Regions from separate parts of the Mus musculus genome. Here regions 1, 2 and 4 are each linked to region 3. Evidence: chromatin loops called from intact Hi-C (ENCODE). Cell type or tissue: left cerebral cortex. All regions are shown on one strand. Links, peaks and the distances in the headings refer to the core of each region. The heading gives the core; the rest is flanking DNA.

Region 1 (7,311 bases), core at 1,462-6,461, 230 kb before region 3:
GGGGCCTCGTCAGCCTCAGGTAGTAAGGAGGCGGGGTTGAGAATGGCTGGGGGTGCAAAACTTACTCGCTCTGTCAGCAATAGGCTCTGGTAGTGCGTCATTCGGGCGTTGGTCATCCAGCGGTCCGGTGGTTGCCTGATGATGCTCTCAAGAGAGTGTGGGGCCACTATAGTAACATTCTGGCCCATAGTCAGTTTGTCAGCATCTTTTACTAGCACAGCCGTGGCTGCTATCGCTCGCAGGCAGGAGGGCCATCTACTGGCCACAGCGTCCAGTTTCTTTGATAAGTAGGCTACCGGGCGCTTCCATGGTCCCAAAACCTGGGTAAGGACTCCCCTTGCCACTCCATTTTTTTTATCAATGTATAGGGTGAAAGGTTTGTTTAAATCTGGCAGGGCCAATGCCGGAGCCTGCAGCAGTGCCTTTTTGAGAGTTTCAAAGGCTAGCTGATGTTCTCTGGTCCAGGTGAATTCCCCTTTCTCTTTGGTTAGTGGATATAAGGGAGCTGCCAGTGTGGCAAATCCGGGAATCCAGAGTCTGCAAAACCCGGCGGTCCCCAGGAACTCTCTTACCTGGCGAGCAGTGGTTGGGGCCGGGATCTGCATAACAGCTTGTTTTCTGGCTTCTGTGAGCCACCGTTGTCCATCTTTCAAGACATATCCTAGGTAGGTCACTTCTATCTGGCATAACTGAGCCTTTTTAGCAGAGGCCCGATACCCCAGCTTACCTAACTCGCCCAGGAGGTTTTGGGTCTCAATTTCACAGTCCTCGCGTGTTTCTGCAGCTAGGAGCAGATTATCTACATATTGCAGAAGAGTCACCTGTGGGTTATTGGCTCGGAAAAGAGCAAGATCTCGGTGTAGGGCTTCATCGAACAAAGTGGGCGAGTTCTTGAATCCCTGAGGCAGCCTCGTCCATGTGAGCTGTCCGGCTTGTCCACTCTCGGAGTCTCGCCATTCGAAAGCGAACAAGGGCTGGCTGTTGGGGTGTAACCTCAAACAGAAAAAAGCATCTTTGAGATCCAGGACTGTGTACCATGTCCGACCAGGTGGCAAGGTGCTGAGGAGGTTATAAGGATTTGGCACCGTGGGGTGTATGTCCTGAACTCTCTTGTTGACTTCTCTAAGGTCCTGTACTGGACGGAAGTCCCTGGTCCCTGGTTTTTTTACTGGAAGTAGAGGAGTGTTCCAAGGGGATTTGCATGGGACCAAAATCCCTTGTTGGAGCAGTTTGTTAATTTGGGGGCGTATACCCTCTTGAGCTTCTCTGCTCATGGGATATTGTCGGACCCCTATAGGGGTGGCCCCGGACTTAAGTTCAATCACCACGGGGGGGACCAGTTTTGCCATCTCCACTCCTCCCGTCTCTGCCCACGCCTGGGGGTATCGATTCAACCAGTCCTGTAATCCCTCAGGGGGCTTTACTTTATTTTGGTAAAGTCGATATTCCTCCCCTAGTTGTAAAGACAGCTCTAGAGTCTGGGGCGCTTTTATTCCCCAGAAAACCTCCGGTCGATGAGAGGTGAAAGTTATTTGTGCTTTTAACTTGGTTAGTAAGTCTCTCTCCAATAAAGGCATAGGACACTCTGGAATGACTAGAAACGAATGAGTTACTCGATTTCGCCCTATGTCTACTACTCGGGATGTGGTCCATGGATACGATTTTTGTCCCGTGGCCCCGATCACCAAGGTTTTTTTATTTTTCTTTACTTTTCCTAGAGGTGTTTTGAGTACTGAAAATTCGGCTCCCGTGTCAACTAGAAAGTCCACAGGGGTCCCCTCCACTTTTAAAGTTACCCTAGGCTCGGGGAGGGGGGCCGAGCCCCGTTCCCCCTAGTCTTCATCTTCTCTAAGAGAAAGCACCTTTACCTTTTGTTTTTTTTTCGGACAGTCGCTCTTCCAGTGGCCCATTTCCTTGCAATACGCGCATTGGTTCCTCTCCAGGCGCTGCCCGCCTTCTCTGGGTCTCCTTGGTCCCTGCTGCCTTTTGTCTCCCAGGTTCCCTGACTGTCTACCTCTTCTTCCATTATCTCTTTCTCCTACTGCGGCCAGGATCCTAGTCAAAACCTTTTCTTGCCTCCTGTCTCTCCTATCCTCCTCTTCTCTTTTCTCTCTTTTCTCTCTCTCTAACTTTTTATCTTCTGTTTCTCTCCTATGATACACTTTCTCTGCCTCTCTAACTACATCCCTTATGGTGTAATCCTGCAAGCCCTCAATTCGCTGTAACTTCTTCCTAATGTCAGGAGCTGACTGGCCAATGAAGGCCATAATTACTGAGGCCCTTTGACCCTCAGACGTGGGGTCGAATGGGGTATATCTCCTATAAGCCTCCATGAGCCTTTCAAGGAAGACTGAGGGGGGCTCAGTCGCTCCCTGCATAACCTCTCTTACCTTGGCCAGATTCGTGGGCTGCCGGGCAGCACCTCTGAGACCCGCCACTAGGACCCGGCGATAATTGGACAGTCGTTCCCTACCTGATGCCGTATTATAATCCCATCGGGGCCGGGTTAGCGGAAATCCTTCATCTATCTCAGCTGGAGTTTGGACAGGGCGCCCAGCCTCGTCTCGGACATTTTTCCGAGCCTCGAGGAGAATCCTCTCTCTCTCCTCGGTTGTGAATAGAGTCTGCAGAAGCTGCTGGCAGTCATCCCAGGTCGGCTGGTGTGAATACATTAATGATTCAACCAACCCAGTGAGTCCTGCAGGGTTTTCTGAAAAAGGGGGGTGATGAGCTTTCCAGTTGTAAAGGTCAGAAGAGGAAAAAGGCCAATACTGTAGGGGCTGTAGACTATTTGGATCGGCAGGGGGAGCCCCAATAGCCCTGAGGGGGAGCGCCACAGTTGAATCCGCAGGCCCCTCAGGGGTGACTCCTCGCCGGCTCCTTGTTCCTGTGGAGGGACCCCCTCCTCCGGCCGGGGCCTGAGGCAGGGGTCCCGAGGGAGCTGAAGGTTGGGGCTGGGGAGCATAAGGTGGGGGTTGAGGGGTATCGGGCCACTCAGGGGGTTCTTCAATCTCTGAATAGATCTTGGGGGGTTTCGTCACTGGTGTGCTGCGATCATCATCTCTCCCGAGCGGTGGTTTCGGTTTCTCTTTCTCACCATTTTCTTGGATGGCTAGAATCTTGGTGCCAGGGCGGAGAGGCGGGAGGAATGGGCGAACCCACGGGGGTGGGTAGCGTGCCAAGTCCTCCCATACCATGATGTACGGTTGTTGGTCTGGATGCGACCCTGGTCCTTCCTGAAAAACAATGGCCTTCACAGCCCTTATGGTGGGTAAGTAAAAAGTTCCTTCTGCTGGCCAACCTACTCCAAAAACAGGCCATTCTGAGGAACAGAAAGTCATCCATGGCTTTTTCTTCACTTTTACTGACAAATTTTGTCCTCTAGCCCTAACGTCCGTCCAATGGTCCTTAGTCAAAGATAAAGGAGTAGACACGGTCTGTCCCATAGTGAAGAATAAGAGTAAACACAACACAATGACAGAGACGGAAAACACTAAGACATCCAAGCACACTCGTCTGCGTCTGGACTTACACAACCAGCCAAACGCTACCTCTGATGGAGTGGGATTCCGCTCCACTCCTCTGGCAGGAAGAGCACTCACTCTTCTTCACTCTGCCAGACAACAGCCAGGTCCTCCTGACTGTTCCGTACCCTGGGCACTCCAGGGTCTCCCTCGGAATGTCTTCCAAGGGTGCAGCCTGTGGGGAAATAGACCGTCGTCTTCCCACAGCCACTAGGGTCCTTACGGTCCGCAGTGGCAGCTGCCAGAATACAGAATACCAGAACTGGTAACACAGGTGGGGCTCAAACCCACAATCTCAGAACTGAAAAACTAAGACACAAATTCAGCAGTGCCACACTTAGACACTTAGACAACAGACAACATAACAAGACTCACACAAACAAACGCACCTCCAAGGGGTCCTTCGGGGTTCCTGGGTGTCACGCAGATCTCGGTGGGACCTCCAAATGAAAGAACTCAGTGGGGAAACCCCCACTCAGCTCCCGATTCGGCGTGCACCCAAGAATCACGAATAGAACACAACACCTTGATGTAACAACAAGAGGTTTTTTAATGGCGGAGCTCCGGGTCGAAACGTATCTCACACAACAGGAGACAGTGGATTCGACCACGAGGCTTGGAAGCTAGGGGGTTTTATAGAAAAGGAGTGGGGCTGGGGGAGGAATTGGCGCGGTTTCACATGATTGGTCCATTTAAACATCAGCAGCCTGTAACATTTAACTTAGGTCAGAGGGGTGGGAGCTAGGGAGGCGATGGGCTTGCCCGGGCATGTCCTGGTCTGTTCTGCTATGTTCTCAGCCCCAGGTTTCAAAGCTCAGAAACAACTCTTTGGGCTATTTAACATACATTACATGAATTACAGTTTTATTTCCTTTCACAATCACATTGGTTGTTTGTGGTGAAGGTGGTTAGCAGTCAGCATCCTCTTCAAGTCCTTTGTTGTTAATGGACTTTCCTTTCTCCTCTGAACTTCAAGTTGAAGACAGCAGAGGGCGCCCTGCCACGGATATAAAAGGGAGTCTAAAATTGACGCGTTACATTTAAGTCAATCTATTAAATTTTCAAAGATGTGAATTTTACTAAAATAGAACCCGGTACTTAATCTTTTCACTATTTTAGGATTCTGACCTCACTCTATCTGCTCTGTTCCCTTTCCTTCCTGGTAATGAACATTTCAACCTCCCGTGAATCACTGTGACATGTACCATCAAGAGCTTTTCCAATTTAGCTTCGAGATTCTTTCAGATAATGAAAGCATTAGTCCCTGCAATTTCCAGATCTTTCTAAGTCTTCCACAAAGAATATGGTCTCCCTTTCACAGGCCTGAAGAGGGAATGCTGGTGTATATGTGTGTGTGTGTGTGTGTGTGTGTGTGTAAGTGGACTGATGTGATGTTCTTTGAAGGCCTGTTCCACTTTAAGTGTGGTGCTCAGAGGTTACCTAATATTTTCAGAACAATGAGGAGGATAAGAGATGTTTTAGGTTAGAGCTTGTTAGAAACAGCGGTTCACCTGAGCAGTGGGCAGAGCAGCCTGTTGCTACAGTGCAGAAGGGGTCTGGAGGCTCAGCTCCAGTGGCTGGCTATCTCTGATCCGGTAACTATTTTCCCCCTCTAGCATTACACATGATCTGCAAGCAGTCTTGGAGATCAGCAGAGCCTTCATTTGGTTCCTCTCTTCTCTCCCCTCCTCTTTTTCCTTTTGTAGAACTTTTGGAGAATTCTCTCCTCCAGGCATGATATTTCTGTCTCTATCTTGAAATCAGAGCTGTTTTGGCTGGGCAGTGTGGCTCATGCCTTTAGTCACAGCACTTGGGAGGTCACTGAATATCTGAGTTCAAGGCTAGCCTAGTCTAAAGAGAGGGTTTCAGAACAGCCAGGGATACACAGAAAAACCTGTCGTAAAAAAACAAAAACAAAAACAAACAACAGCCAAAAAAGAAAATAGGGGAGGGAGGAAATAAATCAAAGCAGTTTTATTCTGTGTCTTTCCTAGTAATGAAAATTTTAACCTCTGGTGAATCACTGTGACCTGTATTAAGAGCTTCCCAATTTAGCTTTGAGATTCTTTCAGATAATAAAAGCATTAATCCCTGCAACTTCCAGATCTTTCTAAATCTTCCGCAGAGGATATACTTTCCCTTTCAGCCCTGAAGAAGGAACAGTGCTATATATTGCGAACAGTGGAGAATGTTAATAGCCTCTTACAACATTGGGTCTTTTCATTTTCTCCTGCAGAAGGAAGGGGCGACCACAGACTCTCACTAGAGACTCCAACCGCTCCTCGCTCAGCCGCCTCAGCTGCCAGGAGCTTAGTGCCAGGCTGTACAGGAGGTGGGAGGTGGCTTGGGTACCAGTGATACAATGTTTATAAATTCCTCATCCACCCATGCTAGGTGAGACGTTTATGAGACGTGGCTGCCTTCGAGTCACCTGTGCTCCTGTAAATCAAAACAAACAACTCAGTACTTCAACAAGCTACTGAGTCCAAGCTACTGGACTTGGAATAATTTCTTTGGTCTTTTAGATCTCTCTCTCTCTCTCTCTCTCTCTCTCTTGTATCTATCTATGTATCTATCTATGTATCTATCTATGTATCTATCTATCTATCTATATTTTTTTATGATAGAGGGTTTTCTCTGTGTGGCCTTGGCTGTCCTGAAACTCTCTTTATAGATCAGGCTGGCCTTGAATTCATAGAGATCCAACTATCTCTGCTTCCTGAGTGCCAGGATTCAAGGCTGTGCTATCACTGCCCAGCTGTTTTTTGGTTTGTGTGTGTGTGTGTGTTTGTATAAAATATATTTTAATCAGATTCTTTCCCCTCACCAAACTCCACCTTGATACCCTACCACCACAAACACAAACAGCGGCTTTTGGATGGTAAAAATACCCCCTGATTGGCTTTTCCTTTGGGAGTGAGATAGGGCTGTTAAGGGATGCACACCTGGGATAACTCTACAGATAGGTTCTAGCTGAGATGAGCTTTCTGAAGACAATTTCAATTTCATCTTTGAAAAGTATGGAATGAAGTTGGGCAGTGGCACACACCTTTAATCCCATCACTCGGAAGGCAGAGGCAGGCAGATCTCTGTGAGTTCGAGGCCAGCCTGCTTTACAGAGTGAGTTCCAGGGCAGCCAAAGCTACAGAGAGAAACCTTGTCTCCAAAAAGACATAAGAAAAATGATGGAACGCATCATGCATTTGCGTGCTATTCTTTCGCAGGGGCCATGCTAACAATCCCTGTATCATTCCAATGTTAGCATATCTGCTGCCAACGCGAGCACATTTCTTTTATCTGTTGACGTCCTGTTTGGGGTGAAAAGTTGATTCTGTGTATCTCTTCAGGAAAAAAAAAAAAAAAAAGAAAGAAAAGAAAGAAAGAAAGAAACCACACAACACCATTGTTTTCCTCAAAAGCAAGTTTTCTTCTTAAGAACTAGGTTTATGGAAAAACCTGGAACTGAATTGGGAGCTCCCGCCTCCTCAGAGCGTCAATGATTAGTGGTTGGCCCGATCCAAGGCAGTTTCTTTAAAGGCTGTGCTTTGGCAGCGTTCCCACCGAGAAAGAAGATTAGTTCCTCGTCTATGTGTTCCCTTTGCCAGTATTTTGCTTGCCCTTGTCCTTATTTTGCGCCATTCCTTGATTACAGCTCAAAGACGACACCCTCTAGGCAATGCACTCTGCTCTTTCAAAACCGCGGGTCCCTCTTCCACTGTACCATTTAGGTCAAACCCGGGAGCATATTTTCCTATTACGTATCTGCCAGACCGTAAATCAAGCACCG
Region 2 (7,311 bases), core at 1,581-6,580, 50 kb before region 3:
CGCGGGTTTGCATTTTCTCGGTTCCAGGGCCCGAGATGCCCGCTGACAGAACGAGCTGACAGACCTGGCAAGTAGATCTTGGGGTGGGGGAGGGAAGAAGGCTTGCTCCTCCCATCATCCTCGCCCTAGGCGGTCCCGCCACCTCAAAAACGCAGGTGCTCGCCCACTGTGAGCTCTCAGCAGCCCCCCGGGAGGGTATTATTACCCGCATCTTCCCCGGGAGGCGCAAGGGGCTCGGAGAGAAATCACGATTCGCCCAAGGTCACACAGCTCGGGTGGGCAGATCAGAGGGAAGTCCGGAGCCGGTGGTGCTTCTGGGCCCATCGCCGCCTCCTTGCCGTCACGTTCATGAATAAAGCACCGAGGCCCAACGCCCGGCTTTGCCCAAAAAACAAGGCTCCGGGCTAATCTGAGGGAACAAAAGCGCCTAAAATTCCATCCCGAGTTTTCCACCACGCCGATTCCCACCGACCAATCCCCTAGCGCCGGTCCGCAGGGGGCGGGCACAGGCGGACCCGACGTGATCGACAGTCCATCTCTGAGGCGGCGCCTAGACTTCGACCAATCCTACGGAGCTGCCGAAACGAGCCGTCGCGCAGGACAGGCGGCCTGGCCAATTGGCGTGGGGGGGCGGGCTCGGACAGCCCGGGCTGTCGCGAGAGGCGGCCACCCCGCCCACTCCGCTGGCCGCGGCTGCCCGTGCTCGCGAGCGCGCTCTGCTCAGCTCCGACGGCCCGGGCCGCGATCCGTCCGCGGGTCCCGCTGGATCCCTCCGCCGCGCCAGGCCCGTCCGGGCGCCGCGCCCAGCCTCGCAGCGGGTAACGGCCGGCCTGGGCGCAAGCACAGGAGGCGGCATGGCCGGGGCGGCTCCGTCGGGGGGCGGCCCGCACTGACAGACCCTGCGGCGCGCGGGGAGATGGGGGCGGCCGCCTCCCGGGCGACGACGACGACGACGAGGAGCGGCCGCCGCCGCTGCCGCGCACCGGCCGCCGCTGGGGACGGGCGCGGGCAGGGCGCCTCCCCGTGAGCGGCGGCCCCGAGGCCGCTCGCCGTCCCCGGCCGCCCGGGCCGCGGCCCCGGCTCCGGCCGCCGCGGGGCCCCTGGCGGGCGGCTCCCCCGGCCCGCGCGCGCCCGGCCCGCGCCCCGTTCGCGCGCGCGCGGCCTCGCCCGGCGCCCGGCCGCGGCCCTGCGCGCCCCCCGGCCGCCCGCGCGCTGCTCCCGGGCCCGGCGGCGGCGGCGGCGGCGGCGGCGGGCGCGGCGCGGGCGGCAGCATGGTGGAGAAGCGTTGCCCGTTGCAGAGGGACGGCGTGTACCGCTGGTTCTCTGAACTGCCGTCGCCGCAGCGTGTGGAGTTCCTGTGCGGCCTGCTGGACCTGTGCATCCCGCTCGAGTTGCGCTTCCTCGGCTCGTGCCTGGAGGACTTGGCACGCAAGGACTACCATTCGCTGCGCGACTCGGAGATCAAGGCCAACAACCCGGCCGACCTGGGCAGCCTCACCAACCTGACGGACGAGGTGGTGCGCAGCAAGCTGCTGGTGTCGCTGGCCCTGCTGGGCTCGGAGCAGCGCGAGGCGGCGGGCGTCTTGTACCGCACGCTCACGCACACCGACTCCATCATCCACAACTACGGGCTGCAGCTCAACGAGGGTCGCACGGGCGATGAGTTCCTCCTGCTCTTCACCATGGCCTCTAACCACCCGGCCTTCAGCTTCCACCAGAAGCAGGTGCTGCGCCAGGAGCTCACACAGATCCAGAGCAGCCTGAACAGCGGCGGTGGCGGCGGCGGCGGCGGTGGTGGCGGTGGCAAGAGCGCGCCCGGGCCCAGCGGCGCGCTGCCCACCTGCTCGGCTTGCCACAAGGTGAGCGCAAGCGCGCGCGGTGGGGCAGCGCGGCTGGGGTCCTTTACCGGCCAGCCTGGAGATGACCTACTAAGGGACCCGGAGGCCTGCGTCAGCGCGCGGCCCCCTTTGTGTGTTCGGTGTCACGGCCCAGGCTGGGGACACGAGAAGGCCTTTGTCCTGTCAATCCCGGTTCTTAGGTGACATAACACTCAACGATATGTCCACTTGCACCGACCTGGAACCTGGGCGCAGGTGGGCCCTGCCACCTGCCTGTCTGGGTCAGGTGTCCCCGGGCGTGCATGGCAGGGGTACGATGTACAGGAACCCGTGTCTGCGTGTGCGATCGTGGGGGTTGTGCACGCTGCTAAGCGTGTCTGTCTGGAGAGCCTGGCTCTTGACAGGGGCTTTGCAGCCTCAGCGGGTCTGCGGGTATGCTGTCAGTGGTGATCCACCATCGGGGAGAACCCAAGCTCACTGAGGTGGGATCTGGTCTTAGGATGATAATGTCAGCTTGCTGGGCAGGAAGGGCAGCTTGACTGTCCACTCAGAAATGCCAGCTGTGGCCCGAATGTTTGAGGACTGGTAAAGCACGTGGTTCTCGTGGAAGCTGAAGGCTGGGTGGTTGGGGGCCATGGTGACTAGCAGATGGAGTTCATTTCTTTAGTATCCATCCCTCTCAGCTGCAGCCCGGAGTTGTGGATGATGGAGTCGGTGTGCATTTGGGCCTTTGGAGGCCGGCAGCAGCCCTGGAGCCAAGAACCCAGGTTTCTTGTGAGAGAAAGGCTCACCAGTGCCAAGGGCCATTGAGGTCCCACACCATGTCCTTGGTAGTCAGAGGCCACATCCGGGCCTCCTGCCCAGCTGCTCCACAGTCTGAGCCTTTTGAAGTTTAAACTCTTAACTCAGCTTCCCCTGTCCAAGGTGAACAAGGTGAGGTCGTCGGGGCTTCCGTCGGTTTTTCTTTCAGCTCTCTTTGAACCTTGAGTTGTGGCTTCTTTTTAATGTCTTCCTCTAAGAAGTGGTTGTGGTTCCTGAATGGGTTTCTGTGGCGTCTTATCTTTTCACTGACGTTTGCCTCTGAGACTTCGGTTAGCTTTTTGGGTTTTTCTTCTTCTTTTTTCTTACATACATACACTTTGCCACCTCACTTCCCTCTTGCATGCGAGGCAACTGTCAACAAGAAAGGCAGGGCCCAAGGAAAGTTAAGTTCTTCAGGCCAGCCAGCTGTCACCTCTCTGTGGTCTCCTCAGCTGCGGTTAGTTTCATCCACGAGCAGGAGCTTGCTGTCTCCCAACCTGGGCTGCCAGACCCCTGTGTGAGTGAAGCTCAGACGCATCAGGTCCGGGTTGCTCTGTAGGAGATGGGGACTGGTTTTTAACAGGGCAGTGAATTCAGAGTAGAAGTGTCTAGAACAAATGTCTTGGGTCCTCTCCCACCCACACAGTACTAGGGATGGAGCCTGGAGCTTGTGCATGCCAGGCAGGTGCTTGGCCACTGAGCCCCACCCCACTGCAGCCAGCCCTCACAATGCCTGTATAAGATGGCCTTTGTCTCAGGCAAAAGTCCACGGCGAGATGGAGTTAATCTAGTCCCCAGGGTCTGGGCACTGGTCGCCCGCCTTGGTCTCCTGTGCTGTAGGAGGCTGGGCTGAAGTCCTCCAGAGGTGACAGGGCAGCTGGCAGCTGTGCTCCCCGTGTTTTTCCCGGCCATGTTGGCTGTCAGTGGTTCTGTGGAGCCATGCGTTGTCTGCCCGAACGGCTCTCGTCCTGAGCTTGCAGCTGTTGCAGTTTTCAGGAATCCTGTGGCTGATAGGGCTGGGGTTTTCTTTAGAAAGTTGGGGGACATTGTTTGGCCCTGGCACAGGGGCTCTTGACTTAGCAATGAAGGCTGGGTCTCACTTGCTCAGATCCAAACAGGTCCATTTCTCTTTCTTTTCCCTGGCTCTGAGTCACTCCCGAAGGGACTGTTCCCCAAAGCTGAACTTGGGCTCATTTGTAGCTCTGAGATTGAAGCCTGATTGTGTGTGTACTTGGAGGGGGATCCTTGGAGGGAGAAGTCCAGCCGAGAGCCACTTAGCACTGAACTCCGGCCTCCTCTGCATCCTCAGCAGAAGGTGGCTCTTGTGTTTCTTTCTGAGCTGTGTCACTTGGTTTTGAACTTAGGACTGAGACTTTGCTCTCAGAAGTGAAGGTGTGGAGTGTTTTTGGATGTTGTCTGATTTAAATGTTTATTTCTCTTACCTGAGTTTTCTGGAAAGCTTGGTATTGTAAGCTTCTTTACGCTTTCTTTTCCCTTTTTATTTTAAATGTATAACGTTCAGAGCAGCCCTAGATGTTTAAAAGTGTGGTTTATTTATTTTAAAGACCGAGGTTTTGGGAATGTGGGGAGGGACTCTAGAAGTGGGGGCAGTGTTTGGGATGTAAATAAAATAAAATAAAATAAAATAAAGACCAAGGTTTCATTGTCTTGCTCACCCTGGCCTGGGAATTGCTATCCTCCTGCCTCAGCCTCTGCAGAGCTGAGAGGATAGGGACACACCAAGCCTAGCTGTGGATGCATTACGTAGGCATGGCTTACTTTAGAAAACCATTTGCTGTCTGTGGTGTGGGAGCATTAGGGGCTGCAGAGGGGCTGCAGGCCTTACCCTGCTGGGTGCTTCCTGTCCCTTAGGTGTGGTCTCAGGATGCTGAGAGCAGTGCTTGCATTTTTTTTTTTTTTTTTTTTAGTAGAAAACCTTGGTTTTGGAAGCAGGTTAAATCAAGACTTTTAAATGGGTGTGAGGTACCAACTTGTAACCAACCCCAGCACTCAGGAGGCTGAAGAAGGAGGCTCTGACTTCAAGGCTGCCCTGACACCTCAAGTTGGTGTCCGGTAGCTGGTACAAGAGAGCATAGCATTCCCTCTGAATTGTGGTCAGGGTGCTGTACAGAGCTGTGTGGCCAGCAACGTTGAACTTGTTCAGATACCCGAGCCTGTGAGCCGTCCCTGCATTCTCCCACCCAGCCCCCAAGAGACACGGCCAAATGTCTGTCTGTGAGTTTGTCCTCTCTGAGGCAGTCGTGTGAACGGAACTGTGAGTGCTTGGCCGTGTGCTGGGCTGCGTTCACGTTCACGTGCGTGCTTTTAAGGCTTCTCTTGTAAGAGCGCAGCACGCTGCTCTCTTTCATGGCTGAGTACTGTTTGTTCATCTCCTCACCAGCGGGTGGAGGTCGGGATTGAGGCTTAGGTGAGATTATTCTTCATGGTAAACTCCTGAGTGCCTGACACTAATGCATGCTCCTCGGGCCACTGCCTGGGGGCTGCTTAACCGTGCTGCATGGCGTCAGGCCCTCTGGGTTCTGTGGTTACAGTGACAGGTGGAGCTAGCTGTGGTTCTGTCCTGCTCTGTGTGGCAGAACACAGTCCAGAGGCCCTATGTGGGGTTGTTGTTGTTGTTTTGTTTTTGTTTTGCTGTTTTGGGTTTTTTTCCTTTAAGGGGCTCTGAAATGGTGTGCCTATATTGAGATTCTGGTTTTGTTTTTGGTGGATAGCTGTACAGTTCCAGAGCTGCCCACCATGGTTTGGCCATGTATGCCCTAGAGTTAGCCTTGGGGAGACTTTCAACAATCTCCATAGACTATGAATAAAGCTGCTAGTAAGCTCTTGCCTGAGATGGGCTACAGTTCCACTTGGCTGCTTGTGTCTGGTAAGCTCTTGCAAGTCATTACAGTTCAAAGGTCGGTCAGGAATTGAGGCATTTTTGTCCTGTGGGTATCATGTGAGGAGTGGATGGCTTTGCTTGGTTTCTCTTTTAACCCTGACCCCTACACATGGTTGTCAAGAGCCCCTAGCATTCCAGAAGAGCTAGAATAGATCCGCATCTGCATCAGTGACCTGAGGGTGCTGTTTTTTCTCTAGGGCGTTCTTCTCATCCCTTGTATTCATTCCTCGGTGTGTTTCTGTCTAGGTGGGTGTGCTCCAACACAGCACCCTCAAGCTCTGTTTTAATGGCCTATCTTCTTAGTGGCATCTCTCCAGCAGCAAGCAGCAGCTGAGTCATGTCTGGAGTTGTAGCAGGCCCCCTTGAGCCACTGGGGTGACTGTGTAGCTCTCAAGTGACTGTCTTTCCCCACACGTGGAGCTCTAAGGCCATGTGCTCCTTCGCCACTTGAACCCCATCGGAGCCGCCATGCTTCACATGTCACAGCAGGGTCGGATGCATAGCACCGTGTGTCGCGTGCACAGGAACCAGCAGTGGCAAGTCTGGCTGCTTTTCTGAAGCCGTTTTTGCTGAAGTTCCATCCTGTGTTGTGCCTTGGTCCCGTGTGCCATACTCACTCAGCCTTGGGGTTGAGAGCACACTTGGGATATGTAGTTTCTAGAACATTGGCAGGCACACTGTTGTGCTGTGTCTGTTGACTGGACAGCTGTTGGCTTCTGGGAGGCTAATGGTAGATCACAATACATTTTTTAAAAAAAGATTTATTTTCATGTTATGTGTATGAATATTTTTGCCTATGTGTCTGTACCACATACATACCTGGTGCCAGTGGAAGACCAAAAAGGCATCAGGTCCATGGGCCTGGAATTACTGCCATGTGGGTGCTGGGAATTGAACCCAGGTCTTCTGGAAGAGTAGCCAGTGCTCTTAACTGCTGAGCCAATTCTCCAACCCCACATTTTTATAAATTATTTTTTGCCCGGGAAAAATAATTTCTTCTTTAGGATTCCCTCTTCCTTAGCAGGGTCAGATTTCAGAAAAATCCTTCAACCCCCAGCAGTTGAGCTAGGACCCATCAGGGTGAGCTCACTAGTGAGATGGCTGTAGGCTTTGACTTCAGACCTTAGCTGTGGCAGTGTTAGCAAGGGAAGAAGAAACACAGAAGTATGGCCTGCCAGAGATAATGTTTGTCACCCTGAAAGGCTGGGGCAGAAAGCTTGTCATGAGTTCAAGGTTAGCCTTGAACACAATAATGAGATCCTGTTTAAGACAAAAAGGCAAAATGACCAACAAAATTTATAAAGCAGGTAACTCTGGGATTTGTTGTGGGTTGAACGTTTTGACGTTGTTTAAAGTGAGGCCAGAGTGGAAGCGAGCATTGGCATGCAGTGGTTGGTCTGCTAACAACCCACAGAGCGTTTGGGTGTGGAGGCGCCTAGGCTGGTCTTGTACCAGCCAGCTTGCCGACCTCTCCTTGGCCACAGAGAAGAAGGTACAGGCCTCTCTCGATGTCCTGGCTCTAATCATCTTGTTTCTTTGGGGACTTTGCAGGGTCAGGTGTCTGTCATAGACTTTGTAAACAAAGCTAGCTGCTCTTTGCCCCTCCTGAGCATGCTTCACCCTCTAGTCAGGTCAGCTTTTCTTGTGGACATGCCCATGTGTGTCTTGACACACACATGTTGCCGTTGCCACATGCATGTTAACTAGGAACCAGGCCACCCTGCCACATACCCATGGTGTCTACTCTCATCTTCAGATATACCAGCCTTC
Region 3 (7,311 bases), core at 956-5,955:
TCACTTCCCCCAGAAGGTCTCGTACCCGTGGCATGCGGCTGTGCGAGGGCGTGGTCAGTCCTGAGTGGCATCTCAGAGCAGGTGGGCGGTGTGTGCACTTTTGTGATTGACTCAGGCTTCACCCTCTTCTCTCTCTCTTTCTCTCTCTCTCTCTCTCTCTCTCTCTCTCTCTCTCGTTCTCTCCAGGAACTTTTAGGTTGAAATACGCCCCTCCAGCAGAAAGTCTGGACTCCACGGACTGATCCTTTTTTTTTTTTTTTGGCAACAGAACATTTTATTAAGCCATGAAAAATCACATAGAGAACTGAAGTCAAGTTGCTGTGGCGCCATGGAGACCTAAGGAAACCACAGAGAGCTGAAGTCGAGTGGCTGTGGAGCTTAATGTTTTTAACCCAAAGGTGCTTTACTTAACTATACTGGAGAGAGTCTAGTGTGCAAGTTCGTCAAACTCGATTTCATTGCCAAATTCCTAGTCTTGGAGCTTGGTCCAAGGATTGCCTAGTGGACAGCGCTATGGCATATCGTGGCCGTCACACCATCGCTGCAGCGTGAAGACCTGTCTCCTGAAGCTCGGTGGTCCTTCTAGGCTCACGTAATTCCAGGGCAGCTATGCACGACCTGAGTCAAGACTGCAGGTCGGGGTTCTCTCAAGTCCCCCAGTCGGATCCGGGACCCCTTTCTGGGCTAGGAAGCGCCCGCTGGATTTTGCTGTTTCCTAAAGTAGGAGCCTCCTCTCTGGCTTCTTAAGGATTGCACTACCTGACACAGGCCTCTGCGGTCTGGGAGGCAGACTCTGCTGGGACCCGACAATGTAGGGGACTCCCATCGGTGGGCATTGGAGTTGGCACCAGCAGGCTGCTCCGCCAAATACACCCCGAAGTCGATTGCAGGGTGTTCTGTAGACACTTGGAGCAGTTCCAGGTTTTTAATATCTTTTTCTGTAAACAGATTTACACGATATAGTAAATAAGTCATAGCGCACTCTCGACAACTTCATCTGTAAGGGTCCAGGTCCCAGGGGTCCGTTACCGACCGAGGCTGGAGACCACCCCTCCCGCTGGAGGCTTTGAGCCTGCTCTCTCCAAACAAGAACCAACTCTTGAAGACTGGGGGATGACTCGGCTTTGTGGGTTGGCTGTGACTGACGCGCCTCATTCTTCCGGAAGCTGGCAAGCTGTTGTCTCAAATGGCTTCCCCAGGACCCCAGCCCCAGAGCTCACTGCTGATGGATTCAGACTTGACACAGACATCCAGCAGTAATGCAGACCTGTGATTCATGAACAAAAGACTGGAAACTGTCGGCTTCTTTTGTATTAGGCTATGTGTTGATTGTTAATTCCGTTAAAATTGCCTGGAAAACTTCAGTAGAGAGATGCAAGACTCCTCCTCGAAACCGCTCACCAGTTGCAGTCCAGACCGGGGTGGGGGTGGGTCCTCACTCCTCAGCATGGTGTAAACGTTCGACACACCACAGCGGAGGCATAAGGGACTTAAACCTCCCTCCGAGGTTAAAGGGAATTTTATGCTCAAATAACATTATAATGCTAAAGCCTTCGGTATTAGAAAATCGATGGTAATATTCTGCCAAGGATTTTCCAGCCTCCTCCTCATGGAGAAGAAAAATCATAGTCCTTAAACATTCTTCAGACGGGACAGTCACCCTCATACAGAATTAGTGTAAATCACAAAATGCCCCAGAACTGGAGGCGTTGTGATCTAAGGCTTCATCGTATTCTAAGATGGCTTTGTCTGTGGAGACCCACGGAAGGCGTGAGTGTTGTGGATTCTATGCAATGCAGGATCGGGAGACGGCTGTTCTGTCCATGGCACAGTATCACATCTGTTCTGAGGGGATGTGATGAGGCGTTAGGGGATGCTCTGTTGATCTCTCACTCAGAAACACTACAAACGTCAATACAAGAACTGACACAACTTTGCCTTAAAGAGCACCAGACTGGGATTGGTCGTATTGTGTTAATAAGGAAGACTTAGAGTGTTCACTGATGTTTACGATTTTAATATTTCTGAAGGCCATCACCGTGGCCTGGGTATGTGCTGAAAGCCAAACTTTTAAATTTTTTGGTTTTTTTAAACAAAGAAATATTTTAAATAAATCCTATTTCAACACAGAAGTTGTTGAAAACTGTCTCATAGCAAAAGAAAAAAAATCATATTTAAGTTTTCTGTTTTGTGGTCAGTATAGGGAATGGAAGTGTCTTACAGCTGTTGACCTGAAAGACAGCAGTCTTCTGTGGCAACACCCACGTTACCTTGTGGCGGTCAGTCGAGGGGAGCTCCAGCACCATCTCGGCTGTCCAGGCAGCAGAAGTCTGTGTCTGGAAGCTGCCGGCTGCCTTTGGAAGAGCTGTGTGGTGTGGCATTTCTGTGAAGCCGAGCGACCGGCCAGCGAGGATGAAAGGACCATGGCAGCCTAGAAGCACAGGTGGATGTTGGCAGGTGGGGCTCGCCCGCCCGAGAGCCTGGAGTCAGCCTGGCCAGCAGGCACTTCCTCAGCAGACGTCATTGTCACACACCTGACAGACCAGCCCTTTCCCGTCATTTCTCTAAAACTGCTCAGTCAGATGGCAGTGGTGCCCAAGTGGGCTGGCCCAGGACTCCCATCGTCAGATTCCAATCCTGTGTTAACATCTCAGGGTGCAGAGGGGGATTCAGATAGGAAGGCGGGCACAACGCTGGAACCAACAGCTCTGTGACCTTTTTGTTGTAGCAAAATAATCCTTTTTCTACTTTCCTTTGTCGTTTTTATTTCATGGTCAATAGTGAAAATTAGAAAGTGTTTTAATGCTGAGAACTCCTCTAACTGCTGCCGGGCAGGCACCGAGGGACAGGAGCGCTCACAATGGAGACGGTTGCTCTTGAGCTATGGTTGGGTGTCAGGAAACCAGTGGCATGATTATCTCCAAAGATGACAGCAGCTGGCCTCTCAGTACAGCACTCAGCAGTTTCCGTGTGGAACTCATGAGGCTTCCAGTCGTTTCTGCAGGTCAGCCTGGCTTGTACCACACGCCGTGCACGTGTGCCATGACAGTCCTGTGAGGACAGCCCGCTGGGATCGGGTCTCACCCGCCTCTCTCCGTCCCTGCTGTTTGGTCTGATGGGCTAGTTTTACATCCAGCTAATGGGTGACATTACTTGCCGAAGTCTTAAAAGGTTGCAGGGACTTGGGCTGTCTGTTGAACCTCATCCCAAGAACAGGCTTGGGGAACTTGAGTAGGGACAGCCATCCTCTCCAAAATGCAGGTGACTCCTATAGAGCAAATCGGGCGGCCCAAAAAACCATCAGTCCAGGGATGTGATTGCTGACCGACCCTTCCCAGGGTTTCACTGAGAATGTAGGCACCTGTAGTCAACACTTGGCAATATTTCAGAAACCACATACTGTACTGGCAGGCCCAGGCCGGCGCACTGCTCTGCCACAAGGGGGCAGTAACACAGCCTTCAGCACAGGTCCGTCCCGGAGCACACAGAGGTGTTGGTACCAAGACTGAAACCTTCACAGATTCTATTGGGCATATTTTCTTTTTAGGAATGAAGGACAATTCTCCCATTTTTGAGCCATTCTTTTGTCAATTCTACAAAATTGCATGTAACTTTATAAATATTTTTAAAAGATATAGTTTTGTAAATATTTAATATTCTGCTAATTTGATTTTGAATTGTAAATGTCAAGTATTCTGTTTTTGGGGTTTTTATGTTTTATTATACTTTGTTAAAAAGGACAAATTGTACATTTTTAGACTGTTTTTATGAGTAAATTTAATGTACGGAAAATAAAAATTAAAAAAAAAACTCAACATGTTCACCATTCTCAGATTTTTTGGGGGGGCGGGGGGTAAGACGGTTTCTCTGTATAGCCCTGGCTGTCCTGGAACTCACTTTGTAGACCAGGCTGGCCTCGATCGAACTCAGAAATCCGCCTGCCTCTGCCTCCCGAGTGCTGGGATTAAAGGCTAAAGGCATGCGCCACCACATAGGGCCATTCTCAGATCTTTTGTCATTCGTGGCTGTCAAGGTTCTCAGCTTTAAACATTGTTACATAGGACTCTAGGCTATCACTTGCCCTGCCCTTCCAGGATGAGGACCTGCTGACAACACTGCTGGACCCCAAAGGCGCCTGCCACCCAGAGTAGTGTCCAGGCTGCCCCGAGGAGACTGCAGCAGCTTTGCAGAGCCTGCCGTCTGCTCTAAGCTGAAGTTGGTTACAATGTCCTCCCAAGTGCCAGCAGCTATCCACATGAGTAAATCTTTTGGTGTGTTCCCATGGCACCAGAGGGCACCTGATAGCTGGCAGGTCAGTCAGAGATTGAGTTTAAAAGCAGGAGCTGGTGGCAAGGTATCGACCAAGGAAAGGAGGTTACCGCCCCTCCCCTCTCCTCTCCTCCCCAGCAAGAGCAGCCTGGGTATACTGCAGAGCCCAGTTCCCACGATGACAATGAGACATCACTCAGGACAGGTTCGTTGTGCCTTTATTAGTGCATCAGAGTGTACAGGTGTCCTATAATGGAGGCCGCCCGCCCTCTGAGCAGCATCTTTAAAGCAGTATTACAGGAATCCTTACTGATCGCACCATAGTTATAAAAACCAGGGACATAATGACGTATACAACCTACACAAGACAGAGCAGTGAGAATTTACAGTGTAAAATAACATTGAGGGTTAGCAAAGACAGCTGCATGCAGGGAAGGTGGGTGCCTGTGGGGAGCTAGGTGGGAGGTGGCTATGCTGGCTTCAGTCCATGACAGCAGGCAGCTCTGAGATCCTCAGACCACGAGTGAGTGAGTGACCAGGGATGGCCTGGTGTCACAGCGGGCCACATGCAGGAAGCAGAGGCTAGCTTTAGCTGAAGTGGCATGTCTATCAAAAGCATGTCTTCTGTTGCTGTTGTCCTCACAGCTGACATGTATGTACTGACATGAAATGGGGAAATCCCAACAGCTGTCAGAACCACCCTTACAGAGACAGTTACACACCAACAAAGAGCTGTGAGCCAAGTCTGGAGCATTGGACTTGCAGTCTACCACTTGACAACCACATCCTAAGGCCAGCGCTTGCTCTCCCTGAAGCAGGCATGGACCAGACAGAATTCAAACCAGGAGAGAAACAGCTCTCCAGTCGCTTAAGCTGGGTCAGCAACCCCTGGACAAGCGGAGACCTGGCCTCAGCAGAAGGGCGTATGGTAACATCTAGACAGCAGCGAGCTGCATGTCCCTGCACTGCTGAGTGAAAGGGTGTGGCTGGGGTCAAGACCAGGACCCGGCTTAGAGCTATATCCTACAACACCAGACCTGCTTAGGGCAAAGCCAGGGCCCTCTGGGGGCCTCTGCTAGGCAACCTGGGCCTTCAGAGGGGCTTCTCTGCTGAGTGGGAGCCCTTTTAGAGAAGGCAGCAGGTCCCAGGAAGAGACTGCCCCTGACACTGCTCTTCTGTTTTAAGTCCCTACTAGGGAGAAAAATGTCAAAATAACTTGATCTTTTTATTGGCAACTTAGGATGCAAAAAGTATTTTATTTTTAACTTCTAAAGTTTGAACACAAAATAGCCTAGTTTAGACGAGTTTCCAAGCTGAGTGCACTTGCATGGAGCTCAGTTTCTGGCTGATGAACAGTTCCTAATACCCTATGTGGGTGCCTACGTTCTCATCTGTGGGTGGTGAGCCGTCCAGCGTCCGCTGGTAACATCCCTTTTTGCCTTGGTAAGGGCTTAACAACCATTGGCTTTGTTGGAGTCTTACACAGCCATTGCTGTCCCGAATGTCTCCTGCGAGGCATAAACCATGTACAGGAAGCCGTCTTCATCTCTCTCACTCTCGTACACTTCGGAGATGGGAGTGGACACACTCACCATGCTGTGCCCATTCACCAGGAGGAAGAAGGCTTGGTTAGCATTGAGCTGCAAGCGCCGTCTGTGGAGAGAAGAGAGCAAGACTCACTGAGGTCTGCATACTGTGTACAGAACTTAGGGCCTCCAAAAGCCCACAGACCAGCAAAACCAAGCATGCCCACAGCCCACAGTGATGGCTGTGATCAGGGTCTGACATCCACAGCGTTCACAGCCTATATCTGATCACAGCCTTCCAGTTGCTGCAGCTGTGAGTTCACACCCTCTTAAACTCCCAGCTGTACAGTGTTCCAAACAGTTTGCGAGGCGGGGAGAAGCTCAGACTGGGGGCCCAGCAGCAACCCACCATGCCTAGCAAACTTTACAGAGTCATCACTCAGTAGGCATGACAACCCTTTGGTCCCTCTGGTGTGAGCACGTTCCCAGCTGACCTGAGGTCACAAAGCTGAGGCCGGGCACTGACTTACAGGGCATGAAAGCAGCAGGAAGGACCTGAGGCTGGCACTGAGGTGGTTAAAGGAGAAGCATCACTCAAGGAAACGGGGAAGGAGAGAGGTGGCCAGATACCTGATTATCTTGATGAGCTCGCTCATGTTCACGTGGTCAGGCACCAGGAACTTGGTCTTGTCCAGGACGGGCAGCTGCTTCTCCCCCTTGTATCGCTCTATAATCACCTGCAGAGAGAGGCCAACTCAGCAGCGCACACACTGCTCCCCATGCTGAGCCCAGCACATCATGCCTACTGCAGCCTTTCTTTGCTTGTCCATAGCACTCCCGTGACCAGTGCTCAGTCACAGCTTTGCCACTGTCCCTGGCAAAACTGTGGCAAGGCAACCAGGCACCTCTGTTGTCTGAACTGTGATAGGATTAAAGATGCATGCTGGGCTGGTGAGATGTCTCAGTGGGTAAGAGCACCCGACTGCTCTTCCGAAGGTCAGGAGTTCAAATCCCAGCAACCACATGGTGGCTCACAACCATCCGTAATGAGATCTGACTCCCTCTTCTGGAGTGTCTGAGGACAGCTACAGTGTACTTACATATAATAAATAAATCTTTAAAAAAAAAAGATGCCACACCCAACTACTGTTTCACACTGTGGCTGAGGGTGTCCCTAACTCTGTATTCTCTACCTACGTCAGCCTCCTATGCTAGAATTATAAACAGGAGCCTCACACCCAGCAACATATTCAGCCCAAGTTTTATGGACCAGATGGTTGTGAGCTACCATGTGGGTGCTGGGAATCAAACCCAGGTCCTGTGAGAGCAATAATAGCTCTAAGCCACTGAGCCTCTCTCTGGCCCCAAAATAATTGAGAAATATTAAAAGCAGCCTGGGTGCTAGAGAGATGGCTCAGCAGTTTAGAGCACTGACTGCTCTTTCAGAGGTTCAGAGTTCAGTTCCCAGCAACCACATGGTGACTCACAACCATCTGTAATGGGATCTGATCTGGTG
Region 4 (6,982 bases), core at 16-5,015, 310 kb before region 3:
AACCCCTGACCCTCGCCCATTCTGTGTTATCAGCCTCTATCAGCCCCAGAGCACAGGCAGCCATTCTGAGACCTGAGAAACCTCCCCCTTTCTGGATACTCAGTCCCCTCGAGTAGTGTCCTTGGGGAAGTCCCCGCGGCCTGGCTGTGTCCGTCTTCAGCTGTGCTCTGTGGTCAATGGCTACTGCACAGCTCAAGACTTTATCCCTCTGTTGACAGTGGGCTGTGGTGCCTGCCACCATAGCACATAACTTGACACTCAGAGGCCCCTTCAAGCTCCTACATCTCTCTTCCCAGAGCCACAGACACTGAGGGATGCCTGGTCTCTAAGCTGTTTGGCTTAGCTGTTGCCCTTCCTCTCACTGTTCTCACCAAATTTACTTCTCTGAATGGGGAAGTATCTGCGTGTGTGGTTGTGAGACAGACATGGTCCTTCAGCCTCTGTTCCAGAAGCTTCTTGTGGTACCGAGGCTTAAGCACCTGTTTCTCTCGGAGGGAGCCGGGTCCTCCGCTCTCTTGCAGACCAGCTGTGTGGTGTGTGATACCATGACTGCTGGCAAGAGCCACTCCTTCCTGTCCTTAACCTCTGCCTCTGCCATGCTCCCTACCCATCTCTGTGTTCAGGGAGACAGCGGGGAGCAGTCTGCTTCCACCTCAGGCCCCTCATTGATGGCCTGAGGAGCCTGTAAAGGAACAGGGCCTACATGTTTCACTCAAGCTTGAGACAGGGCCTCACACACCCACACCAGCCTAGAACACGTGATCCTCCTGCCTCAGCTTGCTGAGACTTGGGTTTGCAGGCGTGGACCACCAGGCAGATCGATCATGGCCTTCTTGGGTTCAGGGGCAGAGTCTGTGTCCACAGGAGGAGAGAGAGGCCAGCTGTGTTTCTAGGGCTGAGATTAATCTCGTCAGAATTTCCTGTCAGTCTGGGGATCTTTCTCAGTAGCACTCAAATGCTCCTGAATTTGGAAGTTCCCAAAACTCACGGTGGCTCACAACCCTCTGTAACGCCAGTTACAGGGGAACCCAATGCCCTCCTCTGTCCTCTGTGGGCACCAGGCACACACTGGGTACACAGATACACATGTAGTCAAAACACCCATCTACATAAAATAAATCTTTGAAAAATTAAGTATTTTAAGCAACAACAACAACAAACCGAGGCAGGGTTCATAAAAAATGGCTCAGCGGTTAAAGATGCTTGTAGCCAATCCGAATGGCCCGAGTTCAACCCTTGGTACTGATGTGATAGAGAGAGAGGCGCGACTGCACACACTTCCATCTGCAGAAACGCTCCGGTTACTGTGCCGCTGTTGTGTGGCTTTTCATGGGTAGATGCAAACAGACTTCTACTCATCCCCAGATAGCGCACTGACAGGCCCGGTTCCATGCAAGTCCAAGTTGGTGAGTGTGGTGGTTTGTATATGCTCAGCCCAGGGAGGGACTATTAGAAGGCGTAGCCTTGTTGGAGTAGGTGTGTCACTGTGGGTGTGGGCTTTAAAACCCTCATCCTAGCTGCCTGGAAATCAGTATTCTCCTAGAATGAAGATACAGAACTCTCAGCTCCTGCGCCATGCCTGCCTGGATGCTGCCATGCTCCTGCCTTGATGATAATGAACTGAATCTCTGAACCTGTAAGCCAGCCCCAATGAAATGTTGTCCTTATAAGAGTTGCCTTGGTCATGGTGTCTGTTCACAGCAGTAAAACCCTAACTAATACAGTGAGTGAGCTTACTGTACCCAGCTACTTACAGCAGCATAGGTGACCAGATAGCAGTGTCAACATAGCAGTATCTATACTAAGTCCCCTTACCTCCCCAGTCAACCTTCTACCTCCCTAATGCTCTGCCACACCCAGACACATGTACCTAGGGTGGGAGAGCACACCTGGGAAGTACCGGCCAGAGGGCCGAAGGGGGGCTCCGATGACCCGCCCCGCCCCTTTCTTCTATGAAGGACTGTACAAGGTACGCATTCTCGTTTCAAGATGGAGATAGGAAGACAGGCTCCCCAACATCCAATCAGTCCAACACCATTTTAAATAAATTACTGACCAGTTGAAGAGCTAACCACTAGGAACACACACCGGGAGCCCCAAGTCAGGAAATTTAAGATGAAACTGCTCCTCCATCCACCAGTAGATGGCGCCCCTGGAAAACATTTCAGTCTTAGCTGTTTGAAGAGGTGTTGGGGGGGGGGGGGGCACCAAACAGAGATAATACACACCAACGGTTGCTTTGCAGGAAAAAGTTTAAGGTCTTATCTAACGCTGTGATAAGCAGCAGCAGAATCACGAGCCAGGGGTCTCGGGGACATTCACTGGGTATTGTCACCAGAGCAGCTTCTGCCCAGGGCTCAGGTCCCCCTCTTGATCTCTTGTTCATTCTCTCTCTGAACTCCAGACCCAGAAGAGCCATTTGAACCTGCTGTGTTCCTCCACGACCACCGTCCTTGGCCTCTGGTAGTGGCTTTGACTTAACTATGGTTGTGATTTTATACCTCCTTGGACTATTGCTATCTCTGGTTCAAATCAAAGCTTTCCCACGGCTGCGATGCAGAACCCAGATTCCACTGGGAACAAGGACAGATTCCAAAAGAAGCAAGGGTTAGTTAGCCACCCACAGGTGAGAGGTAAGCAGGCTGCTTGCCTGGAGGTAGGAGGCCGTGAGGCTGCGCATACTGGGCAGGCAAGTTACACAACTGCAGAACTGGCTTCCTCGTTTACTATGAAGTGTTTCTAAGAGTTGCCACGTGTCCTATTAAGTTAGACGATGTACCTTGGAATCTTAGCGATGTCTCAGTGGGTTGGTGGTATGCTTTTAGCCCTCTGAAAGGACTATGTCAAGAATGAGAAGCAAGTTTCTCAATCTTCCCAAAGCCATCAGTTTAGGCAGTCTGTACTGTGGCATGGTTAATGTTGGTGTGACCTTTTAGCTCCATGGCTTCCCACTGCTCAGGCTACAGAGATACCAGCTTGTCATTGCTTGTGAATGGCTGACATACTGGGGGTTGGGGGAGGTAGCTCCAGTGACCCTTGGAGTCTTTGGCTGAACACCTCCCCGACATGGGCTTCCAAGGGGCAGCTCTGGCATTCTTGGCTGCAGCAGTAGATCCAAAGATGGGGAGAAGTTTGAATTTCTTCATTGGTCATGCCTCAGCAGTGGGGAAGGCTTGGCAGACTGGACAGTTTAGCAGAGCATACAGGGCTCTGTATCCTTACAAGTCTGAAGGTTCTTAAATTAAGCCCCCCCCCCCACCTTCCCTTCTGCTTGTCTGTGAGTTTTCCTGGGGACTCCTTTGGACAGAAAATGGAACAGCTGGTGAAAAGGAGGGGGTCTTGGGGCTCCTGGACTTATCTTGACCAATGAAATTTTCCAAGCGTACCATCAGCTCAAATTACACAGCCCATACCACGAGGGCTTGAACCCACTTCCTTGAGCTCACCGGTGGGCGTCACGAAGATGCCAGAGCTGATAATGGTGCCCACGATGATGGCACCAGGCCTGGGATGCTGAACCTTCCAGATGTGTGACCACATTATCTCAAAAACCCTCTTACCTAAGATTTCCTAAGAATGACAACCTAAAGCCCTTTCACCCTACAGTAGATTGGGTTGGTTCCCTTCTAAAACTTGCTTCTCCAGATTGGGTGTACCACTAATCGAGCTTTTGTCAAGACCCTCCTTGGGACCAGATGGATATCTAAGTCCAGGAGTAAGCTGGCTACCATTCTGGTCTATTCTTCCGTTTCCTCCAGAGCTGACGGATCATTTCGCCCTCAGACTCGTTTCCTCTGGACCAAGTTGGACTATAGGGGTGCCTCACCCCACAACCCACCCCCACTTATCCTAGATAAGATATTTATCCTTCATCTCCCAGACGCACAGGATATGCACACTGGAGGAAGCGGAGATAAACACCCGCGAGGCAGGGCCAGGATTCCGGGCAGGTGTTGGGACTATACACTGAGCCACCCCCCTTCCGGTGCTTTCTCCCTTGACAAGTCCTCTGCGCCGCCTGGGGCGGGAGAAGAAGCACGCCCTTACCAATCGGCCCTGACATCCTGCACAGGACTTGTGAGGAGGTGTGAGTCGACTCTCCACCCGCGTACAACATTCGGATCTTGTGAAACACGCCGCGATAAACCCATCAGTAGTCACGCCGCGTTAAACACATCAGTAGTCCTCAGTTTCAGGATCTTAACGCTCCACGTGCTCTAACAGACTTGGGGGCGGGGGCCCGCGAAGGAGGCGGGGTCGCGCGGGCTGAGGGGGCGGGGGCCTTTGCGAGCTGAACCAACAGCAGCGGCGATGGGCGGAGCCTGGAGGGCGGGTAACGGTAGAGATAAAAGGCCGCGCGGGCGGGGCGGACGCAGACGCACTTCTCAGTACGCGGAGAGCGGCTCGGCCGCGCGCACGCCGGGTATCCAGGCCGAGCCGGGAACGCCGAGAGCATGGCGGTCGCGGGCGCCAAGAGGCGCGCGGTTGCGACCCCGGCGGCGGCGGCGGCGGAGGAGGAGCGGCAGGCGCGGGAGAAGATGTTGGAGGCGCGGCGCGGGGACGGCGCGGACCCCGAGGGCGAAGGCGTGACCCTGCAGCGCAATATCACGCTGCTCAACGGTGTGGCCATCATCGTGGGCACCATCATCGGCTCTGGCATCTTCGTGACGCCCACCGGCGTGCTCAAGGAAGCGGGGTCGCCCGGACTGTCGCTCGTGGTGTGGGCTGTGTGCGGCGTCTTCTCCATCGTGGGCGCACTCTGCTACGCGGAGCTGGGCACCACCATCTCCAAGTCAGGCGGCGACTACGCCTACATGCTGGAGGTCTACGGCTCGTTGCCCGCCTTCCTCAAGCTCTGGATCGAGCTGCTCATCATTCGGCCCTCCTCGCAGTACATCGTGGCGCTGGTCTTCGCCACCTACTTGCTCAAGCCGGTCTTCCCCACTTGTCCGGTGCCCGAGGAAGCTGCCAAGCTCGTGGCCTGCCTCTGCGTGCGTAAGTAGGGGTCCGGGCTGGGGTGGGGCCGGGCTGGGGCGGGGCCGGGTGGGCGCGAGCCAAGGTTCCTGCGTTTACAGCTCGGCAACACCCATCCCAGTATCCCTCCATCTGTCCATCCCTGAACCATCTCGGCAGTTCCAGGCTAAAGTCACAGGCCCCAGAACCCACGTGCGTTTCTTTAATCCATTCATAGTGTCTATGCTTTCGGGACAGCCCTCGCGAGACCTCAGTGGGTCGCGGCTCTGACCCCGCGGCAGGCATCCCGCTTCCCGACCTGAATTCTAAGTACGAGAGATCTACTCTGTCCCGGGTGAGAGCAATACACTCCCTGCCTTCAGCAAAGCACCACGTGGAGTGGCAGATATGCCAGTTTCCTGTTTCAGCTTCAGTTGCTGACTGGTTGCTAAGAGGGAAATTGCAGTTTAAAAAAAAAAATCACTTATGTTCTTAAAACCGGCCTATCAGGAATCAGTGAACTGGCTGACTCATAAGAAAACAGTAGTAATAAATTTGTGTGTGGTAGTGATGGCTGCTTGCTCGTTTAAGATGAGTAGCGGAATCGTGTAAAGCCTGCCTGTCAGTAAAGGACTAAAAGAAACTCGGCTGCAGACAGACGACAGTCTGTGTGGGTGGGCTTGAGGGGTCCCAAGATGTGCCAGGTAACAGCTGTTGAGTGTAGCCTTTATGGGACGCATAGGTCAAGACGGATTGATTTCTGCTTTCAAAAACAGTTGTGTGATTTTTCAGGACTGGGGGAAAATGATCGTTTGAAGCAAATGCCACATGATTTGGTGGTGGAGAGCAACCTGGAAATAAATCATGCTACTTTCAAAATTACAGATGAGTTCAGGCAGCTAAGACCGATGTATCTGTTTGTTTTGAGAGCTGTGTTGATAGTGCACACAGAGAGGGTGATGGGGAGGTGGGCTAGACTTGGTTGTGAGCCATGGAAGTCCGGGGCTGCTGTTAGCACTGGGGCCACTGCTCGATGCCAGTGCCTGTTTTGGCTTTGGCCCTGAGACTGTCTCCTGTTATCAGACCCAGCCGGGTGTGCCCTTCAATTCTGAGACCACCCACTCTGCTCTGTAGTGCCAGTTGGATGATGACCAGTAAGGTCTTCTGTGTGCTTGGTTCATGTGTAAACCGTCATAGCTAGAGTTGGTCTTCAAAAGCACTGGGCAGTCCAGGGAGAGCCTGGCCTCAAACGGGACACTGCATACTCAATTTTAATTGTCCAGTTCTCCTTATGGATGGTAATCTCTTTAGGGATAAGGAATGTCGTGGGTACCTTTAAGGTTTGTTGTTTGCTTGCTTGCTTGCTTGCTTGCTTGCTTGGTTTTGAGACAGGCTCATGCTATGCAGCCCTGGCTGGTCTGCAGTTCTCTGTCTCCCAAGTGCAGGCAGTAAGTGTGTGTACCATCATGCCAGGCTGGCATGGCTGTCTTTAAAGAGCCCACACTCTTGTCAAGATAGTTCTGGAAACTGCAGGTGCTAGTGACATATGGGAAGCAATGCTTGCCCACAGGAGGCTGTGAGCACTGAGGGCTGGCAAATGTCCTTTCTTTTAAAATTTGTTTTCTTTTTTTTCTTTTTTTCCATTTTTTATTAGGTATTTAGCTCATTTACATTTCCAATGCTATACCAAGAGTCCAGGTGCTCTTCCAGGTCTCTGAAGGCCTGGGCGCCGGCTCCCGGAGGATTGCACTCTGAGGAGAGTTTCAGTGTTCATGGAGTGAGTGCCCTGTTCTTTCTCGAGGGCACTTCTGGGGAACATAGTGTTCCCTGGCTTCCATGCCTTAGGAAAGACCCCGAGGAAGCACTGAGAGTCAGGTTTTAGGGCAGAGGTCTGGTTTACGTGGTTGAGTCTTCTGGAGTCCTCTGTGTTTGTCTCTCCACAAGTTTCCTTCACCTAGTTAAGACTGGATTGGGAAATGACTTGGCCTCCATCCCGAATGAACCCACTGGTGGTAAAGGTGCAGGCCAT

The links. Hi-C counts contacts between places; a loop is a spot of excess contacts. Peaks named below come from ENCODE experiments on the same cell type or tissue, not always from the same donor. Only the 100,000 strongest peaks of a DNase experiment are listed, where the experiment ranks them.
Region 1: a loop joins it to region 3, with 4 times the contacts of the local background. A loop is called at or near these places in 6 of 42 quality-filtered maps.
Region 2: it touches region 3 in a loop (2.4-fold over the local background); 14 of 42 quality-filtered maps call a loop at or near these places.
Region 4: it touches region 3 in a loop (2.5-fold over the local background); 6 of 42 quality-filtered maps call a loop at or near these places.

What each region holds. Positions count from the first base shown.
Region 1 is chr8:121,829,935-121,837,245 of GRCm38, reverse strand. It overlaps Gm42048, which reads right to left and starts at 3,255. Exons shown (of 4, transcript XM_030243893.1): 1 at 1-3,255. The coding sequence starts at 3,197. The coding sequence ends at 1,833. It overlaps Gm24283 (a small nuclear RNA gene), which reads right to left and starts at 6,810; the gene lies at 6,704-6,810. In left cerebral cortex, for the core only: a CTCF peak has its summit at 4,510 (motif pointing right); a DNase peak (open chromatin) is centred at 4,512.
Region 2 is chr8:121,646,273-121,653,583 of GRCm38, reverse strand. Zcchc14 (zinc finger, CCHC domain containing 14) reads left to right here and starts at 1,651. Exons shown (of 13, transcript NM_080855.2): 1 at 1,651-1,859. The coding sequence starts at 1,683. In left cerebral cortex, for the core only: no CTCF peak of the experiment used is centred there; DNase peaks (open chromatin) are centred at 3,237, 3,855, 4,938, 5,832 and 2 more places; H3K4me3 peaks cover 3,720 bases; H3K27ac peaks cover 910 bases.
Region 3 is chr8:121,595,207-121,602,517 of GRCm38, reverse strand. Map1lc3b (microtubule-associated protein 1 light chain 3 beta) reads right to left here. Exons shown (of 4, transcript NM_026160.5): 3 at 6,426-6,532; 4 at 3,758-5,922. The coding sequence ends at 5,748. It overlaps Zcchc14 (zinc finger, CCHC domain containing 14), which reads left to right. Exons shown (of 13, transcript NM_080855.2): 13 at 187-3,815. The coding sequence ends at 242. Among named protein-coding and RNA genes, the nearest start is that of Map1lc3b, 8.4 kb to the right of the region's middle. In left cerebral cortex, for the core only: a CTCF peak has its summit at 3,440 (motif pointing right); DNase peaks (open chromatin) are centred at 3,411 and 4,772.
Region 4 is chr8:121,905,079-121,912,060 of GRCm38, reverse strand. It overlaps Slc7a5 (solute carrier family 7 (cationic amino acid transporter, y+ system), member 5), which reads left to right and starts at 4,375. Exons shown (of 10, transcript NM_011404.3): 1 at 4,375-4,995. The coding sequence starts at 4,455. BC048644 (cDNA sequence BC048644) reads right to left here and starts at 4,228. Exons shown (of 2, transcript NR_167716.1): 1 at 4,048-4,228. In left cerebral cortex, for the core only: a CTCF peak has its summit at 2,119 (motif pointing right); DNase peaks (open chromatin) are centred at 2,138, 4,340 and 4,797; H3K4me3 peaks cover 1,373 bases; H3K27ac peaks cover 1,790 bases.